Regions from separate parts of the Mus musculus genome. Here region 1 is linked to region 2. A link is a loop called in an ENCODE intact Hi-C map of the cell type or tissue named here. Cell type or tissue: gastrocnemius. All regions are shown on one strand. Each heading gives the region's core, and the rest is flanking DNA. Links, peaks and the distances in the headings are about the cores only.

Region 1 (9,646 bases), core at 1,686-6,685, 50 kb before region 2:
GGTACCACAAAAACGTATATGAAATATTGAAAAATCATAGGAGCAATGAAGAGATTCTACACACACAATCATCTTTAAATTCACTTATGTTTTTCACAACTTTTGATTTATTCATTGTGTCTTCTTGGCAATTGCGCATACACATACCCCCGCACAGATATACACACATACAAATAATTAAAAATAAGTCTTTTAAAAATCCAGTGAACTCTTCTCCCTTGTCTGTATAAGCTGAAGAGAAGTCAGTGTATAACGCACAATAGCATGTGTTTAAAAAATCTATTTGAACTCAGCGGTGTCTGAAATTAATCTCCAAGCCTCCAAATACGAACCTTTCCCCACACAGGGCCGATAACTCCTGAGAGAATCAGGGAAGCTGTACAATTATCACCTTCCTCCCAATGCTCAGGACCCACCGCTGCTTTTCAGGAATGTCTACTGGCTATTGCGAGTCTAAGCTTGCCTTTTATCAAACCTTCTTACTGCCAATGGAGGCCTGGCAGGCTGAACCTGGGGACACTCAGGAGCACCAAATGCAAACAGGGAAGTCTCAACAACTAAACTGTGTTTAAATGGTAAGGATACAATGTAGGCAAAACAGCAAGACCGGCTAATCTGTGCAGACCTATCAGCAAGACTTCATCATAAAACAAAATTGAATTGTCTTTAGCACAGAATTAGTCTTGAGTGCAGGCCCAGAGTTCCTTTTCCAAACTTTTGGGCCAGGTGTGGTGCAGGCTTCAGAAATGCCTGGATCTCAGAATGAAAGCAGTGTTCACAACAGGGACTTCGGAGCACCACCCTCCAGCGTAACACGTGAACGCTCACACTAGAGGGGCCAACACTACAGCTCTGGTCGGATCTGCCATTGCCACTAGAGCTATTTCAACGTTTGGGATGTTGAGGTTTTCAGAATGGCAGACAAAAGACTGTAGACCATCATCTCTGCTTTTTGGATTTTTGAGTGTGCTTGAACTGGATAAAACATGCACATGGGGCTGGAGAGATGGCTCAGCGGTTAAGAGCCCTGACTGCTCTTCCAGAGGTCCTGAGTTCAGTTCCCAGCAACCACATGGTGGCTCACAAGCATCTGCTATGGGATCCGATGCCCTCTTCTGGTGTGTCTGAAGAGAGCAACCATGTACTCACATTAAACAAACAAAACAAACAAGCATGTAATTCTAAAAGTAAATACAAATAGCCACGCAGTATAAGAAGACCGCCGCTCATAGTCCTAGGTAATTAATCCACTTAGAGGCCAAAGGATATGAACAGACTCAGTATTGAAGAAGGCAAACAAAAAGCCAGAAGTTGTTAAGTCAACAACAGTCAATTTCCTTGACATATATAGGAAACACTTAAATTTGCTAGAAAGCAGGTTGGGGAGATGGCTCGGTGGGTAAGGCACCTGCTGCTGCAAGCTTCAGGACCCAGGCTTGGATCCCCAGCACATATAAAAGAAGCCAGGCATGGTGCTGTAACCCCAGAGCAGAGGAGCAGAAACAGGCAGATCCTGCGAGCTCACTGACCAGCTCAGTGTGGCCAGAATGTGGCTCCATGTCCAACGAGAGACCATCTCAAAAAATATGGTAAAGGGTTCGAGAAAAAGACTCTGACATTGAGCTGTGGCATCATCTATTGGAGTAGGAACCTGCTCTAACACATCAAAACCCCAAATTACTAGAAATTCAGGCTTTAAATCCATGTGGTCTTAAAAAAAAAACAAAAAACCAAAACGAAACCCCTACACAGTGTGCTTTTCAATGTAAAGCTGAGCGATCAACTAGTTCCCCAGGAAGAGTGAAATCAGTCAACATGCTCCCCCCAGGAAGAAATGATTATCAAGATGAGTCAGAAATCACCCAAGTTTAGTTACCTCCAGACCCTTCTGAGACTTCTCAGACTCATTTTGAGAAGTTAGCTAAACACTGTGGTATAAGAATTTCTTCTCGGTCGTCTCCCAGGAATCCCCACTAATGTGGTTGTGTCTTGCTATGGCCTTGCTTCTGTATCCCCATGTGGTCCTCACTGCCCCCATCACCTCCATTCCATACCCTATCCCCAGTGAATTCTAGAAACTGAAGCATGTCTACAAACACACAGTGTGGCCCAGTCTTGGGGAACAACTTCAAATTTTAAAAAGGACTTTCATCTAGGTTCACTGCTTGCTAAATATAAAAATAATGATTCAACAGGAAAATTGGGTAAGTCAGGCAAGAAATACTGCCTGTTTTTGAAGATTCTGCTGTCTCCGTGGTTATAGCTGTTAACCACAGCTTTCAGCTTTGGACCCAACAGCTTGATACATTGTTAGCATTGGCTGGTGTTTTTAGCATGCAAACGTAAACCCCTTAGCAACAATGTTGTCTAGGGAATTGGAAGGCTTAGATTCTCCTGAGTTCTAGATACATTGCAGGTGACCACTAACTGTCTCCTTACTGGTGAGGGGCTAGTTTGAAGATAACATCTTTTACACGGTGCTAGATTGATATCATTTATCATCATTTTTTATTTTTGTTGAGACAAGGTCTTACTGTAGCTCAGAATGGCCTGCAATTCATAACCCTGTCTCTGTTTCCAAAATGTTCAGATTATAGATGTGTACTCATAGAGCCCGACATAAACTTTTGTGTGAAATGAAAAAAAAAAACTATGAAGAATATAACAGACACTGTCCTACCCTGAATAGTTTGGTTCAATGCTAATAATGTGCTACGTTTGTATCTTTTTATTTTAAAGACAACAACAACAACAAAAACCTTGAAGGCTTAAAACCTTCTTATGCCTGCCTTATCTAGATCCTTCCCCATGGGGGGGGGGGTCACCAGCCTTTGAAATGGGGGTGACAGCATGTTTGTTTTTCTAGGTGTGACACAGAGCTCCCTAACTCTTGTTTCCACAACTTAAGGTTTCACCTGCTGCTTGTGTTGTACAGTCAATGTTACAATGTTACAGTGTTACAATGTTACAGTGTTACAATGTTACAGTGGTATAGTGTAACAAATGTTCCCTGGCTCATTTTTCTCACTGCCTGACTTTGCACCATTTCTAACCATTGGTCTGTATTATTTCATATTTCCTCAGGCAGAATAAAGTCCCTAAAGGGCTTTCATAATATAGTTTCATTTAATGTAACAGACAGCTGTCCTACCCTGACTAGTTTGGTCCAATGTTAACAATGTGCCACATTTGTATCTTTTTCTTTATTTTAAAGACAAAAACAAAAAACAAAAAATCTTGAAGAATTAAAACCTTCTTCATTTAAGTGGGCAATGCTTTTGAACTTAAGTTTAGATTTACACTGATATTAAATCTGCACACAAACCCTCCAGATACCTTCAAGCTATAATTTCTGTGAGTTTCTGTCTACATTGAAGGCAGCAGACCTGGATACTGGTTTAAGACGGCAGTGAAAAATGAAAACTTAGAAAACAAATGGTTTCTGAGCAAGTTGGATCCAGTTCCTGAAGTTGTCGAACAGAGTTACTAAGGGCTCGGTGTGGCACTCTAGACTCTCCTTGACTTCCACCTAACATTTGTCTTTGAAAAACAAGTCACACTGTTTAACAGCACAAAGATCTTGAGAATGAAGGATGCTGAAGGCGGAGAGGCACACTCACCTGCTCTGGATGCTGAAGGCGGAGAGGCACACTCACCTGCTCTGGATGCTGAAGGAGGAGAGGCACTCTCACCTGCTCTGGATGCTGAAGGAGGAGAGGCACTCTCATCTGCTATGATGCTGAGGGCAGAGAGGCACACTCACCTGCCCTGGTTTCCTTCCTGCTCAGGTCTGAGCTGCTAGGGCACGAGGAGGCCCTGGCACGCCGTTTCCCAGGGTCCCTAGGAGGAAGAGCAATGGATGAGACACAGAAGTATTTTCATTTTTATAAACTGCAATTTGTTCATGTCAGGCTTGGAAGAAACTACAGAGACTAGTTTAAGAGATGGGTTTGGTGCCCATTTGTCTGCTGTCACCTGCCTTTGCCTCCTAAGATTTATCTGTGAGAACACAAGTCTGCTGGCTTAACAGTATGAAATATAACACTGGAAAGAACCAAAAATAAAAAATAAATTTAAAAATCCAAAATTGACTGGGGGGTGAGGTAGTAGTGGTAGTGGTGGTTGTTGTTAATGATATGGACCACAAGAGGCCGCTGTTACAACAAGAAACAGAGGAAGAAAACCAGCCAAGGGAAAGCCAGCTTGCTCTGTCCAAGGTCACATGAGCAGGGTCAGCTCTGGAATGCGGAGCTCGGGATTTTTCAACCCACTGTTCTTTCCACTGCACCACAGCACGTCCCATTCCCACTTTAAAACTCAAGTCAATTAATAGTCTCTAAAAATACTCTTAGAAATATTTTAAATGTTAAAAATAAAAAAGTAGACAGTGTATTTGGGCAGTCCTCAGATGAGAAGCGTACGAGTAGCCTGGCTAGCTATGGAGGCACTTGACTCTGCTGCCTGGCTTCCCCACTTACAGCTGACCTGAAGGTATTGCCTTTTAAAGATCTGTATAAATTCCCAAGGTCACTCAGGCTAAAATGGCAAGTCTGACACAATTTCTTTTTGATAATTCCACACACTGATTTTAATAATATTAACAACAATAATCTAAATAATAATAAATATATAAGTTATTATCATTTTGTTTTTGTTTTTGTTTTGTTTTTCAGACAGGGTTTCTATGTGTGGCCCTGCCTGTCCTGGAACTCACTCTGGAGGCCAGGCTGGCAGCAGACTCACAGAGATCCTCCTGCCTCTTCTCCTGAGTGCTTGCCCTTGGTCTTTACTCCACCACCACCCCCCTGCCCCAGATTTAGCCTCTTCACATAACTTTTAGTATTTTTTTTCCCTGTCAACATGTTTTTGGTTTTGTTTTTAAAGTCCAGATGTTTCTCTTTGTCATAAAATAGGGAAACTTGGTAGGACCAATTAAAACAAAAAGGCTCTAATTTTCTGAAACAACTGAATTTTTGCAGCAAGATGTTCCTAGCCAATAAAACAGAGAACATGAAGACAAATTCCCTCAAAGACAGAACAAAAGGACTCAATCCATGGAAAGATTGTCGAAGCAAGACTTCATGAGTTACACGAGAGCAGGGCAGTGGTGGCACACGCCTTTACTCCCAGCACTCAGGATGCAGAGGCAGGAGGATCTTTGAGTCCGAGGCCAGCCTGGTCTGCAAAGTGAGTTCCAGGACAGCCAGGGCTACACAGAGAAGCCCTGTCTTGAAAAACCCAAACCAAAACAACAACAACAAAAAGTTACATGAGACCCTATTTGAACAAAACCAACCCTACACCCTGCCCCCTCCCCCAGCGGATTCACACAGTTAATGGTTGATGGGAGAGGGGGAGAAATTGTCTTCTGTGATGTAGCAATGGGTAAGGCATCCAGACTCCTATAAACAAACCTTCATCCACACTTCTAGCCAACCCTAATGGAACTCACTGGGACACACACACACACACACACACACACACACACTCATGCACACTTACACGCACGTGCACACTCACATATGCTCAACAAGAGTGGGAGGGGGGACGAGAGAGGGTAATGGAGGTGAAACGAAAAAAAAATCCATCAGATACGGGCATGACAATTGTCATGGAACCCATTATTATCTGTAACTAATAGATGCAAATAACAGGGCTGTTGAGGTGGCTCAAGGTGAAACGGTGCTTGCCCTGCAAGCCTGGTGACCTAGGTTTGATTCCCAGAATGCACATAAAAGTGGAAGGGGAGAACCAACTGCACAAAGTTGTCCTCTGCCCACTAGATACTGTGGCAGGAGTACACATCTATCAGAACACACAAAATCCTAAAATTAAAACAAACAAACAAACAAACAAAACTTCAATGGGGTGGAAAGCAAGGAAGTTCCTATATTTTTAATTTCTAGATATAACCTGACATTTTTAAGATCAAGAGTTTCATTTCTGTGTGTGTACGCGTGTGTGCATACGTGCATACATGTGTGTGTACACACGTGCATACATGTGTGTGTGCACACATGCACATGCATATATGTGTGTGTGTCCCTTTAATAAACACTGAAATCTAACAAGACAGTTTTCAGCTCACAGACCCACCCCTGCCCCCACCCAGTGCCTGTCCACTCTCCCTGAGACATGGCCAGGGGTAAGGCTGCCTCCATGACACCTCATCTGTGCCACCTCCCTTCTAGAAAAGAATGAAAAGGACAATCGGTATGCACAGGCTTGGCAGTGTTGCTCCCCGAGGCTGCCAAGAAAAGATGGACTTGGGACCCACTGCCATCGTACACAGTCATCATGGTTTGGGGGACACTGAGTTCATATCCTAGGTCAACACTCACAGCCTGTGACCTCGGGAAGACTACCAGGCTTTGGTTTCCCCTCCTAAATCTACTGCAATGCTTCGGTTTCGGGTGTCAGCCAGCTCACTGAGGGGACTTGGCGAGTTGTCAGCACTAGTTCATTTCTTTTGAGCCCATAAGCACCTAGGGGAGCAAGCAGAGGTGGATATGGGCCCAGAAGATGTTTTTTCCAGTGAGGATAAAAATCTACCTTAACGGAAAAGTGCAAAAGACTTTGAGAGTATGCTGAGGAGAAAGGACCGCACAGCGGGAAGGATGGACTATAAGTGCCCTTTAAAGGAGTAGAAATGGAACTAGCAACTGACAAGCTGTCCCAGAAAAATGAGTGCATGAGAGTTTGATACGCAAGGAGGGGCTCGCTCGGACCTGGTGAGGTAGGTAGGAAGAGGTTCTGCTGGGAAGTCTGGGAACAGCTGTGGACCTGTGGGATTTGCTGTGGACCCTTAAGTGATAGCCAATAAGAAACGTACAGCTTCTTACTCGAGGATGTGACATGAGGCATGGGGTTTGGGGCCGCGATGACAGAGCATTCAAGAGAAAGAATGAGCGACCATGATCCCAGGATCATTGTGGGACTGGAAAAGATGTGAAAAGTTACTGCAACATGGGGCTGATTTTAGCATCTGAAGAGCAGAGTGTAGACCCGGAGGACCTGGAAAGCAGGTTCCTACCAGAGAAATGGTGAGGTTAACGGGGACAGTTTACAGGGTCAAGCAATGTAGGGTTTTGTCTGCTTGAGTTTCTGATGCCAGGTGTCGGTCGGGGCGTATCATCGACAAAGATGTAGAGATCAGAGAAGGTTTAAATTACCACCCAGGACCAGAGACACAGAAGAGGGGCTTGGACCTGGAGACCCCAGGTCTCCAGGGCGTTTGTGAACATGGACAAAGGCATCAAGCAGGAAGAAAGAAATGTATTTGTTACATGCAGGGAAAGAGGACTCAATCGAGGATGGGGTCACAAAAGCTGGGGACCGAGGAAAGAGGTGCTGTCTGCCCAAAGCATGTTGCTGTGTATCCACTGAGCCATGCTGGTGAAGCCCTGCAGGAGTGGGCAGAAAAGATGGGTACCAAGAAAAGAACAGCTCAGGAGGCGGAGGCAGGAGGATTTCTGAGCTCAAGGTGAGCTACTTTCACTGTCTCATGGAAGAGAACGGAGGGAAAATCCCGAGGATGGGAGGGAAAATCCCTCGGTCACTGTAGAGGAAGAGGAGCAGATGTGCTCCACGCAACTTGCACCACTGACTGAAACCACACAGAACACATTTTTCTCTTCCTCCTAGAAACCCTTTAAATATGTGAAGATGCCACCCTCATCTCTTCACACCTTCTCCTGTGGCTTACGCCCCCCTGACAGCTGTGTGGTTGTGGGTACATTTTATTTTAACTACAAGTAGGTTTCCTCATCTGTACAGAAGGGTGGTGAGTCACGGTGCTCCCATCACAGTGCTCCCACCTTGAGGCTGCTGGAAAGACAGAATGATCTGGAGCATGGCAGTCATCAATATGTGTTTGCTAACATGCTCACTACTCAGTCCTGAGCCCTTCAAATGCTTGTGGGCCCATTTGTTTACAGTCAGTCTGTTTTATGTCCCTATAAAAGGACACTAGCTTTGAGCTCACATTGTGGCCAGAGAAGGGGGGGGGTATTTTAAGCGATGCAGCCTGGTGCCACGATAGCTGTTTCGAGGGTCACAAACCACTACTAGTTAACTCCCATTTCTTCCATGTGCAGCTAAGGCAGATGCCCCACACACTTCAGACCTTCGCATCGTTATTAAATTCCGGCATTGTGTTGGCAGTGATTTCCTGCCTATCAGATGTATCTGGGTCCCAGTTCAGTCGTCCAGAAAAACTGTTCTTCCCTGCTTACTGCTCCATGTTATTAAACAACATTATTAAATTTTTCTCAATGATTTTTTTTTGATGTGTCCAAATTAAAAAAAAAAAATCCGGAAATTAGTCATTGGGCTCTTTGGTGAAATTCTTTTTAGAGGCAGAAAACCACCATTTTCATTAGTTAGGTCATCCGTCTACAGATGGAAACCTAATTCCCAAGGACTTAGAACACCAGTGCCGGTGGCTGGTTCACACAACCCTGGAGGAGTTGGTGGTAAGGAAGGATCAAGGGCGTTGGCTCTACACCTCTGCCGTGCCCTTAGCTCTGCCCTGGCTGCAGGCTGAAGTCCATGTGAGAACAATTTGGTTTTCCCAGGGCTTCTCCTCTGCATCTCTCAAGTTTCAGGAGATATACAGTTTTCTGTTCCCTGTTGCTGCCAAGAGTCTTACATTGCACTTAAAATACTAGAACCAACTCTGGCAGGCAATGGCATACAAAGGCTGACAGATCCCTGCAGCCCATGAATGGATGGTGCAGTCAGTCGGACTGGCCACACTACTCCTGGACCATAACTATGCCAAGGAAATAAAATAATAGCTCTTTAAAATATCTTAAACATATAGATTTTGCTATAATTCAAGACAGTTCTTCTAGTTATTAGGATGACAGTTCTTCAATTAGGAATCAGCAAATGCTTTCTTAATGGACCAGCTAGTATTTTATATATTTTACAATTAGGGAGCCAAGTGGCAAAGTCACCACTACATAGATTTTTTTTTGCGACTATTTAAAATATTATGTTTTTTAAAAAAATATTTAAATTGTTTTTTTTTTCTTTTTTGCTTGAGAATTACAAAAAAATTAGAACATACAGACAAACACAGCTGGCTCCTCAGCTATAACTTTTTGACTATTTCTTTAAAGTGATAAACAGTAACAATAATATTGGTGTTAATAACTGATTAGATTTAGAATTAAGAAAAACAATCCGTTTTAGTAAAGGTTACATCTATAGAAAGAAAGAGAATTTTAAGAATGATTATAACAAAAGACAAACGTGCAAAACCTGAACAGAAGTTTTCTTTGTCTTAAGAAAAAGACACTTCATTTTTCAAAGTGTCTCCAAGACATTCAGACCAGGTCTATTCTATACCTTGTCACTACATACTCTTAGTCACAAACAGTCATCCCAGCTGCTGTAGCAGGGCCTCAGCCACAGGCAGTACGCACATGCATGAGTCCAGCTAGGTTCCAACACACCTCATCCTCAAAAGCAAACACTGGACTTTGACTCAGCCCTTGATCAATCAAGTCTACAGTCCTTGATGCTTCGCGGTCCCGACACTTTGACGGTAATTTTGGAATGTTGCCATCAGGGGGCATTGGTCCCTTCCTCTTCTCACTCAAACTCAGTGGAGGTGGGAGTGTCTGGGCCTGAGGTTCTG
Region 2 (9,646 bases), core at 2,881-7,880:
CACGTAACAAATCTGGTATAAAGGAGGTTTATTTGGGGGAAGGGAGGTGAGTGAGGGCCCGGAGAAGGGGTAGAGGCAGATGGGAGCAGAGCCATGAAGGCTAAGAAGCAGGAGACAGAGAAGGACAGAAAGAAAGGGGGAGAGAGGCTGGCAGGGAGCATGTGGGAACAGGGAAAGAGAGGAAAAGAGAGAGAACCTGGGTGTCCAGCAGTCCCTTTATTCTCCAGGCTACCTGCACTTGGCAGCAGCAGGTAAGGAGCCACCTTGGGTCTCTGGGAGGAGCCAGGAATCACCTGTAAGCCAACAGACCTGGGGCACATGCTGCTGGTCCATCATGACTAATGGAGCCCTCTAGGCCTCTGTTTTCTCCTCCATGTTCCCCCCTTCTCTTCTCCTTCCTCTTGCGGTCCCTACGTGCAACCACCAGGGAGGTAACTTGAAAACCTACCTACCTGTATTTCCTCCGGTAATTGTCTATAGCCATTTTAATTTAACCAATAGTTTTAACTTGGGGAGCGTGGTTTGCATAGCAAAAGCTGGTGTACGTCTTGGGGTAACCAGATCTTGGGGTACAGAATTGAGCATTTGAGTATACAGCAGCACCAGACCAACCCCCAACGTGGTAAGGTTGTAAGAAGGAACCCTGAGCCCACTCTGAGCAGGAGCAGGAGGAAGCAAGGCAGTAAGCATTGCTCCTCCCTGGTTTCTTTTTTTAAAGATTATTTATTTATTTTATGTATATGTGTACACTGTAGCTGTACAGATGGTTGTGAGCCTTAATGTGGTTGTTGGAAATTGAACTTTTAGGACCTCTCCTTGCTCCGGTCCACCCCACTCATTCTGATCAACTCTGTTCGCTCAGGCCCAAAGATTTATTTATTATTATACATAAGTACACTGTAGCTGTCTTCAGACTCGCCAGAAGAGGGCGTTAGATCTCATTACGGGTGGTTGTGAGCCACCATGTGGTTGCTGGGATTTGAACTCAGGTCCTTACCCACTCAGCCATTGTGCCAACCCCCACTTCCTGGTTTCTGCTCCAGTTCCTGCTTGAGTTCCTGCCTTGACTTCCCTTGGTGATGGACTGTTGCTAGAAGTGTGAGTCAGATAAACCCTCTCTTCCCAGTTTGTTTTTGGTCAGAGTGTTTATCACAGCCACAGAAAAGTAAACCAGGAATGTCTCGGCAATCGAGGCAAGACAGAGCATAGTCAGGAATGAGAAGGTTTTCCTTAGCTGCCATTGCTGGGCACTATGGCCCGGGTGGAGGTTTAAAACATCTAAGCAGATCCCGGGTCAGGTCAGATGGGTCTCTGAAATGTAAAGCTATTAAACACACCTCCACTGGCATAAGGGCCATGTGATCATTTGTATTACTTGATTAAAAGGTACTAGCTAATAGGGCATTATAAGTCCTACAAGAAGACAGTATAGCCACTAAGCAGTTAACCCTCTTCATCGGCACTGTGATCCGCAGAGGCAGAACAGCTCGTACTCTCCAGGGCTAGACACAGCGTGCTCATGACACGGAGAAGCCCCAGATCTAGTGACGCTGGGTGAGTGGGTGCATCCCAGCGCTGGAAGCTTTTACCGTCAGGGAGCTAGACAAACGGCAGATGGGGCCTCCTGGGACCTCTGTCTATTATTATTATTATTATTTTTTTACAACTGCACGCGAGTCTACAGTGATCTCAAAATACAAAGTTTAAAATAAGCCAGCCTCACTTCCCGTGTCATCTCCGCAAGGCTTGTGAGTGTGAAGTTATGATGTAAACACAGCGGAAACATCACAGAAAGAAACAGGGCGCCTATTCACGACGTGGTGTGAAGAAAAACAATTTCTCTCGGAGACAAGAGTCTGGCCCGAACTGCAAAGCGCAAGTGAATTTCAGCCCAGAGAGTCATTCAGGGAAATGGTGCTTTCTAGCTGCACACCCCCCAGCCCCCTTCACACTTGGAGGCTGCTAAAATGAAGCGTGGCTTTGTCATTGTTTTTGTCAGGGCGTGGAAGAAAACAGAAAGTTGTCTCTGCTTCTGTTTTGATTTTGACAGCTCAAGTTCCAACTCTGAGAAGGATCTAGGTATAACTGCAATAGTTGGTGCAGAGGTGGAGACCCAGACTCCTTCAGGGTCCCGCCCCTCTCTCTCCCTTCATGGGCTGTAGCGTTCTCCCACTTAAGTGGAAGGGCCAGGCTCTTGATGAACCCTTTGTCCATAATGTCACATGCCACCTCTCAATTCAGCCAGTGTCCTATGTAAAAGCTCACCAGACGTCAAGCTAAGTGACTTCCTCTCTTGAGAAGTGCCTCTTACAGCGGTTCAGTCTCCTGCAGCACTTCCAGACAGCGGCAGCTGCAGGTCTACCCTGACTGAGGCAGCAGCCAGCAATGGGAAAGATGCTGAGCGGGATGGTGTCCATTGCAGGACCTTCCTGGAGGCTGGGGACTCTCACCAAAGTGGGTGTGCGGTGCACACCGTGATCCCAGCATTTGGGTAGCGCAGACAGGAGACTCAGTTTAAGGCCACACTCCTTATAAAACACAAGACTACACCAAGAAAACAGCAAGCAAGACTTTCACCAGGAGGAAGGAGAAGTGGCTCCGTGGGCAGCTCCACATCGCCTTGCCTGCCCCATTTCTGTAGCTCTCCTGGCATGTCAATAGCCATGGCCTCTGCAGGGTGCATGAGCTCAGGGACAAGTCGCATCCCACGGTCTACGGCTACCATGTCCAAAGCTCCCCCCTCTGTCCTACCTGCCGGTGACTTTCCTCAGACATGGCTACTGTCTGCCCCTAGAGCAAAGGGCTGTTCTCCTGGGCCTCTGTGTACCTTGCTGCTTCTGCATAGTGCTTTACACAGCCATTGTCAAATGGAGGGCCTCAGCTCCTCACCACACAGATGTGCACAGGTGCCCTCAGGGATAGGTGGAAGCCAGAGAAGGACACCCAATATCCTGACCTATAACCCTATGTTTTATTCTCTTGAGACAGGTCTCTCACTAAACCCCGGAGCTGGGTTGCTGGCCAGCGAGCAATCTCGAGTCACCTGCATCGCTGGCAGAAAGAGCTTTGATTCACTAAGCCATCTCAACCCTATCCCCACCCCACCCCCAAACAGCATTGAGACGTGGATGACTGTGGAAACTGATTGAACCAGAGGGGCGTGGCCTAATGCATTAGAGGGCAGTAACCCCAGGGCCTGCCTGTGCAGGCTCTCCTCAGCTCTTCTGAGAAGCATGTCTTCACTGCTATAGGCTAACCTCTCCTGAAATGGGGGTTGTATCATCAATAAACAGACAAGATAAGTCAGTGAACTTCCTGTCTTGTTGTTCCTTGGCTTTGAGACAGGCTCTCTCCATATAGCCCAGGCTGACCACTGTGTCTAACTTGTAGTTTTCCCGCCTCCACAAGCCGAGTGCTGCCTACATGCCTGCCTCACTACTCCTGACTGTACTCAGCATTACATTTACAGTTGCATTTATTTGTGCATTTATGTGCCAGTGTGTGTGTGTGTGTGTGTGTGTGTGTGTGTGTGTGTGTGTGTAGGGCACACTCGTGTGCTACAGTGGGCATGGGGAAGCCAGAGGACACCTCACAGGAGTCAATTCTCTGCTTGCACCACCCGGGGGCGTACTTAACATTGTCAGGAACCTGCAAACTGCTCTCCACAGCAGCCTACAGTTTACATTCTCATCAGTAAGCTACGGGTGCTCCGATTTACCACATTTGGACAGTTCTTCCTGTTGTCTGGTTTTGGTTATAGCCATCCTAGTGAGTGTAAGGAGAGATCTGAAGATGGCTTTAGTTTACATTTCCATTGGGATCAATGATACTGATTGAGTATCCTTTTATATGTATATCAGGGTGTGTGTGTGTGTGTGTGTGTGTGTGTGTGTGTGTGTGTGTATCTTGGAGAAATGCTAACCCAAGTGCTTTGATAGTTTAAAGGTTGTTTGTTTGCTTTTTCATTATTGAGAAATGAAGACTATTATTTTGGACGTTAGACCCTTCCTACAGATTGTGCAGCTATCTTCTCCAAACTGAAGCATTCTGTTCTGGGGAGAGGAAGGGGAAAACTCGAAGGCTTAGAAAGCTCAGGAACATTACAGGAAGCTCAGAAAGCTACTAGCCTCACACACAATCCCTCCCACAGCAATTGCCCTGGAGCGGAGCCTTTTTGGTGTTGCTGCCTACAAACTGGGCTACAGGCTCTTGGATGTGGCTTACATGCACTGCTAGCTGGGGTAGGAGACTTTGGGTGATGGAACTGGTCACCCATGCTTCTGCCAATAACCGTAATAAACTCATTTGTTCAGCAAGTAAGACTTTGGGGGAGTGGTTTCCTTACTTCTCCTTGGTGCCCCAACTGTAGTGAACAGACATTTGGTCACACCTCCTGAGGAATATTCACACAACATCCCGTGTGGAATTGGCAGAGTCTCCCATTCTATTGGGTTTTGGGAGGTAGGGGCAGAGGTTGTTTGTTTTTGAGACAGGGTTTCTCTGGGCAGCTCTGGCTGGCCTCGAACTCACTCTGTAGAGCAGGCTGGCCTCAAACTTGGAGATCCACCTGCCTCTGCCTCCCAAGTGCTGGGATTTGCTCAGACTGTTGTCTGAGTTGCCACCCTGCTCATTCCCTAGTGGTTATTTTCACTTTCTTGATAAAATCCTTCAATGTTACAGGTTCTTAGATTTGTTAGGGTCTAATTTACCCCAGCCCCTGTGTATTGCTTCTGCGTTTGATCCCAGACCCAAGACCCCATTTCATTAAGGTCATGATGCTTTCCTCCTGTGTTCTTCTAAAAGTTTTATTGGTTTAGCTCTTGACATAAGCTATTGATCTATTTTGAGTTTCCTCTTACATGTGGTGTAATAACTAAGCTTCATTCTTTGGCTTGGTCTATCTCGTCTGGACTGTTGAAAAGAGGAGAAATATTTTTTGAGGCAGTGGTATACTGTGGTCACCTAAATGATGCAGGGCCTGGGGAACCAGCGTGGTTTTCAGGGTCTCAGTGTGTAAGCTACTGGAGAGTGGAGCAGGGTGGACTGCTGTGGCCAGCTGAGGAGACAAATCACTCCCTCTCGGCTGGAGCAGCGTCAGCAGGCACCCGGACTCCCATGAGCGGCTGGAGTAGAGAGGAGAGATGGCTCTTGATAGCGCCAAGGTCAAACTTTGCTGAGGCAGCAGCAGTGGTGAGCCAAGGCCACCAGAGGGCACAGCAGAGGTGGTACCCAGTGGGAACACATGAAATGGCCTCTTGGGGTCACGTGGCAGCCAGAGAAGCTGCTCGGAGGCTAGGAGGGAAAGGGCATGGAGCCAGGTGGCGGTGGCGGTTCGGAGCCCCACGGAGGTAGATCATTACGGTGGCAGGTCGGAGCCCCACGAGCCGGGTCTTTACGGTGGCAGTGGCAGGTCGGAGCCCCAGACCATTGCCGAGAGTCATTGCTTGTCCTCTACCACAAGGAATGAGTTACAGTTCCCTTCCCTTTTCAAAATGCAGCTCAAAAGAGCGCGTTCTGTCTTCAGGGCCCCAGCTCTCTGTGAGAAACTCTGCACCAGACTTGAAAATTAAGCTGTGTTTGCCAAACATAGTTTTTGAATGACTGCTTTTTAAGGTCACTGATCATATATGCAGCAGAGAAAATATAGGAAGAAAGAGGGATCATTGACTTAAAACTTGTGGGGAAGGGAGTCCCGAAAAGCTAATAGGCTTCTGTAATAGTCACCTGTTTCAAAATTTTCAGATGTCAGGGCAACAGCTCATCCTTACTTTCACACAATTCCTGGGCATTTTTCATTATGCAGTAAGCGTAAGATTTGAAATTAAGTTTCCAGATGAAGGAAGAGATCCCCACCCTAAGGCCTTCCTGTCACATAACTAAGACAACTGAGGACAATAACCCCCCTGAAAGGGTTAATTCTGCAAAACAAAACAGCCCCCCCAAACCCCCAAAGAAAAAACAACAAAAAAAGAAAACAAAAACAAACAAACAAACAAAAATGAACCCCAGAGAAAACCACGAGGTGCTTTTTGGAACATTCCTGATAACGCACACATCTGTATTACACTCTCAACCCCATGGGCCTGGTGCCATCTCTGAATAGCAGAGAAACACTGAGCCAATGCCTGACAGGATCGTTCAGAGCCAGAACCCCAGGAAAGCCCCAATAATAACTAAAATCTACAAAAGGAAACAGCGGTAAGGCCCATTGCCCTTTTATTAAAGATGCTATTTCAAACCTGCCCCACTGCTGAAATCGGGGGGGGGGGGGGGGCGCTGATCTGGCAGCGGCAGCAACCACACGGTGGTATCAGGTGGTATCAGCCCGAGGGAGATACATTTATAGGCATCAACAACCTAAAAGAAGGATGCTCTAAAAGTGGTTTGAAAGAAGGACACTTTGGACCCGTTAAACACAACACAAATGTTACAATGTGTGTAAGCCAGCGGCCTCTGCATGTCTAGTGAGGGTGGTGGCCTAAGCGGAGTACAGCAGCGTATCCATCCACTTTATGAACTGAGTCAGGTAAATGATACAGCGGTCAAGGGTACCTGCCAGTAGCTTTGTTGAGGCAGGAGAGGAGAATCACAATGAAGTTTTTCCTTCTGTTCTTTAAAACATTGTTAAGGTTGCTATTTTTTCTGTTGCAGGGAGGGGACATTCCCTTTTAGTTACCTGTAAAAGGATACAAACTCCAATGCACTGGGCATTTCGTATTGAAAACTTTCAAATTTAAGTTTAGTCACACTGGTCTGGAATTCCCCTACCCCGCCTTCCAACCCCATTCCCCTCATGCAATATTAAATGACCTGGTCCACGTCTGGAGATACATCTAACAACAAAATGATATTAAATTACATCTATCATGGGGTATAGGCTCTTTGGGTGCCAAGGTCTTCGGTGGAAATGCTTGCGGAGAGAGTAGGGCGGGTTTCCAGAGAAAGGGTGCTTGAGCACGGGAAGGGAAGCTGAGTTTGGCCCCAGGGAAGAACTCCCCAGACCTGCCTTATTCTGTCTCCACCAGTGGTACTCTGCGATGTACTGTGGAGAGCTCACATCCTTGGCATTTTGTCACGTCACACGTCTGGTCCTCTGCGTCAGAGACACAATGCTTTGCGTACCCGGTTTCATTTCGCCTTGCAGAACTTCCGGTGGCGAGCAAGAGTCTCTCTAGTTGGAACCAGAAGGAGATTTGTTTAGGGACAAATCCCCTAGTTTTGACTCCCCTAAGAGTCTAGAAAACGGGCTCGATGGTCGCTTAAAGCAGAACTGTACGCAAACTGCCCAACTTGAGCACACCACTGTTTACAAGGTAGATGCAGTGCGCATGTCAGCACTCACTTGTGCAGACCCTCGCTCTCTCTACATTGCTCTTCCACGTTCGCCAGAGTATCTGGCCTAGCACCCAAGGCTTCACTTTGGCTGGGTTTTGTGGCTCGCTAGTGAAGTCCAGTTGACCCACCTATACACTAATCATGCCTGCCATCGACTTGGAAGGTTCTAAAACTTTTGTGTTGCTGTCTCTTGTGAGCAAGACTCATACAAGGTGGCAAAGTCCTCAAATGTTGAGAACCACAAATGTGACAAATGTCAATTATCTCCCAATAGAACCTCATCCAGCTTGGTCCAGTTCACAGTTTGTGGCCATGAGCTTGCAGGGAGGCTGGTTTTATTCCTAGCCATCTTGATTCAATCAGCTCTGGAAATCCCCCTTTCCTTGATGGCAATTCATGAAAGAGGCTCGAAGCCCGACTGCGACCAATGAGTCATGAGGACACATCACTGAGGGATTTCCTGGAAAAGTTTCTTAGTTATTACAAAGAGACCTAAGACACACAATAATTGATTTGTTCTGCCTCTGAGTGGTAGTGTTCAGGGACTTGAAGCCTGGAGCTGGGCAGGCAGCTATTTGACTGACTAGGGTATAGTGGCAGAGCAGAAAGATGAACTGCAGTTATTCTTTTTGACACAGAGTCTCTCTACATAGCCCTGGCTGTCCTTGAACTTGAGCTATGTAGACCCCAACTGGCTCAAGCTCATAGAGCGTCACTTGCCCCTGCTTCCTGAGCATTGAACTGAGGCATGAACCACCACGCCTGGCTGACCTGGGTACTGATGGCATCACTTGTCCACTCTGTCAGCCTGTGCCCATCCCACCTAGGCGTTATTTGTGAGAATTAAAAGATCTCTGAGTTTCCTGGTACTTGCAAGTGAAAACACACTCTGCTTACTCTTGGTCCAGTAGTGCAAAGAAAAGGGTGATAGGAACAGAGAGCAGGGCATCTCCTTGGGCCAGAGAAGACACACCTTCATTATAAATGAAAATAAAATGGAGGGGAATAGAGCCACATGCAGAAAGACCTTCTGAGGAGCTGTCCCTCTCAGATGCCCCCCTCCCCCCGGAAACTGTTTTCCCTCTATTTCAGCTTCTAGTTTTCTCTGGGAATGTCCCTTCCTTCCACCAGGTTCATGGTTGGAAACAATACTCCCTTTCCCTGACAAGGCTGGCAGCCTGTGCTAGCTGATAGTTCTTGCCACCCTGGAGCAGACAGGTCAGGGCCAGCAAGATTGCCCACTAGATAAAGGGGTTTGCTGCCAAACCTGACCATCTGAGTTCCACTCCAGGACTCAGAGAACTGACTCTTGCCAGTTGCCTTCTATCCTCCACATGAAGTGCCATGCCCCCATGTACACGTGTGTGTGTGTGTGTGTGTGTGTGTGTGTGTGCATGCGTGCATGCAATTAATTAATAAATGTTTTAAAAAGAGTCAAATTCAGTCATTCTCTCAAGACTTTACACGCGGCAGCTCCCTGGGAGACTTCTTTCCTAGGCCTTAGGTTCAAACCTTAGCACCCTTGTCTTCTCATGGTGGTGAGAAAGCAGCGGCGCCTGCTCATCCCGGAACATTTGGCTGTGGCAGGGGCCCTGACTGAAGCACTGAGCTGCTTCTGATGCCCAGGGTCTGATGCTACCCTGGGGGATCTTTGTTCTTGTTCTAAAGCGACCATGTTCTTAGGAAGCAGAGATTTCAAAACGCAGCTGCAGGAGCCCAGCCTGACAGTCCAGGGTAGTGCACAGCCCCAAGAAAGCCTAAATTGGAACCACATGAAAACTCAGTCCTAGACTCAAACAATGTTTCGGAAGATCATCTTGTTACATTTATACTGAAGTGATTTTTTTTTTTGTTATCCTGTTTCTTCTTGCTGACCCTTCCACTGAAATTGAGGTGTTTGAATTACAGACTTGAAAGACTGATATAAAACGAGCTGTTTGTAGTAAGCTCTGAGAAGTTTACAGAGGAACCACCTTGATCTGCCTGGTCACGGAGCCCATCTTTATAGAGGGCAGGAGATGGTGGTGCCAGGGCTGTTGCTCACTAGAAATTTGGGGACAATCATTTGAAAGATGTTTTCAAAGTATTTTATCTCCAGTAACTGCGATAATGAGTGTCACATGACATGCAAGGGCAAGGGACATGTGGAGGACATGGAAAAGCAATGCTCATCCCTTCATTTAGAAGTTTATATCACTTTAAATATTTTTTAAAAATTTTAAAGATTTGTGTGTGTATGTGTGTGTGTGTGTGTGTGTGTGTGTGTGTGTGAGAGAGAGAGAGAGAGAGAGAGAGAGAGAGAGAGAGAATG

What was found. A loop is a pair of places that touch in the nucleus more often than their neighbours do. Peaks named below come from ENCODE experiments on the same cell type or tissue, not always from the same donor. Only the 100,000 strongest peaks of a DNase experiment are listed, where the experiment ranks them.
Region 1: it touches region 2 in a loop (2.2-fold over the local background); 11 of 42 quality-filtered maps call a loop at or near these places.

Annotation. Positions count from the first base shown.
Region 1 is chr10:41,976,758-41,986,403 of GRCm38, forward strand. Armc2 (armadillo repeat containing 2) reads right to left here. Exons shown (of 18, transcript NM_001034858.3): 6 at 3,764-3,840. Among named protein-coding and RNA genes, the nearest start is that of Gm33058, 23 kb to the left of the region's middle. In gastrocnemius, for the core only: a CTCF peak has its summit at 4,146 (motif pointing right); a DNase peak (open chromatin) is centred at 4,176; H3K4me3 peaks cover 360 bases; H3K27ac peaks cover 1,410 bases.
Region 2 is chr10:42,026,009-42,035,654 of GRCm38, forward strand. It overlaps 1700016J18Rik (a long non-coding RNA gene), which reads left to right. Exons shown (of 3, transcript XR_871596.3): 3 at 2,989-3,102. Among named protein-coding and RNA genes, the nearest start is that of Armc2, 12 kb to the left of the region's middle. In gastrocnemius, for the core only: CTCF peaks have their summits at 3,635 and 5,203 (motif pointing right); a DNase peak (open chromatin) is centred at 5,255; H3K4me3 peaks cover 932 bases; H3K27ac peaks cover 1,366 bases.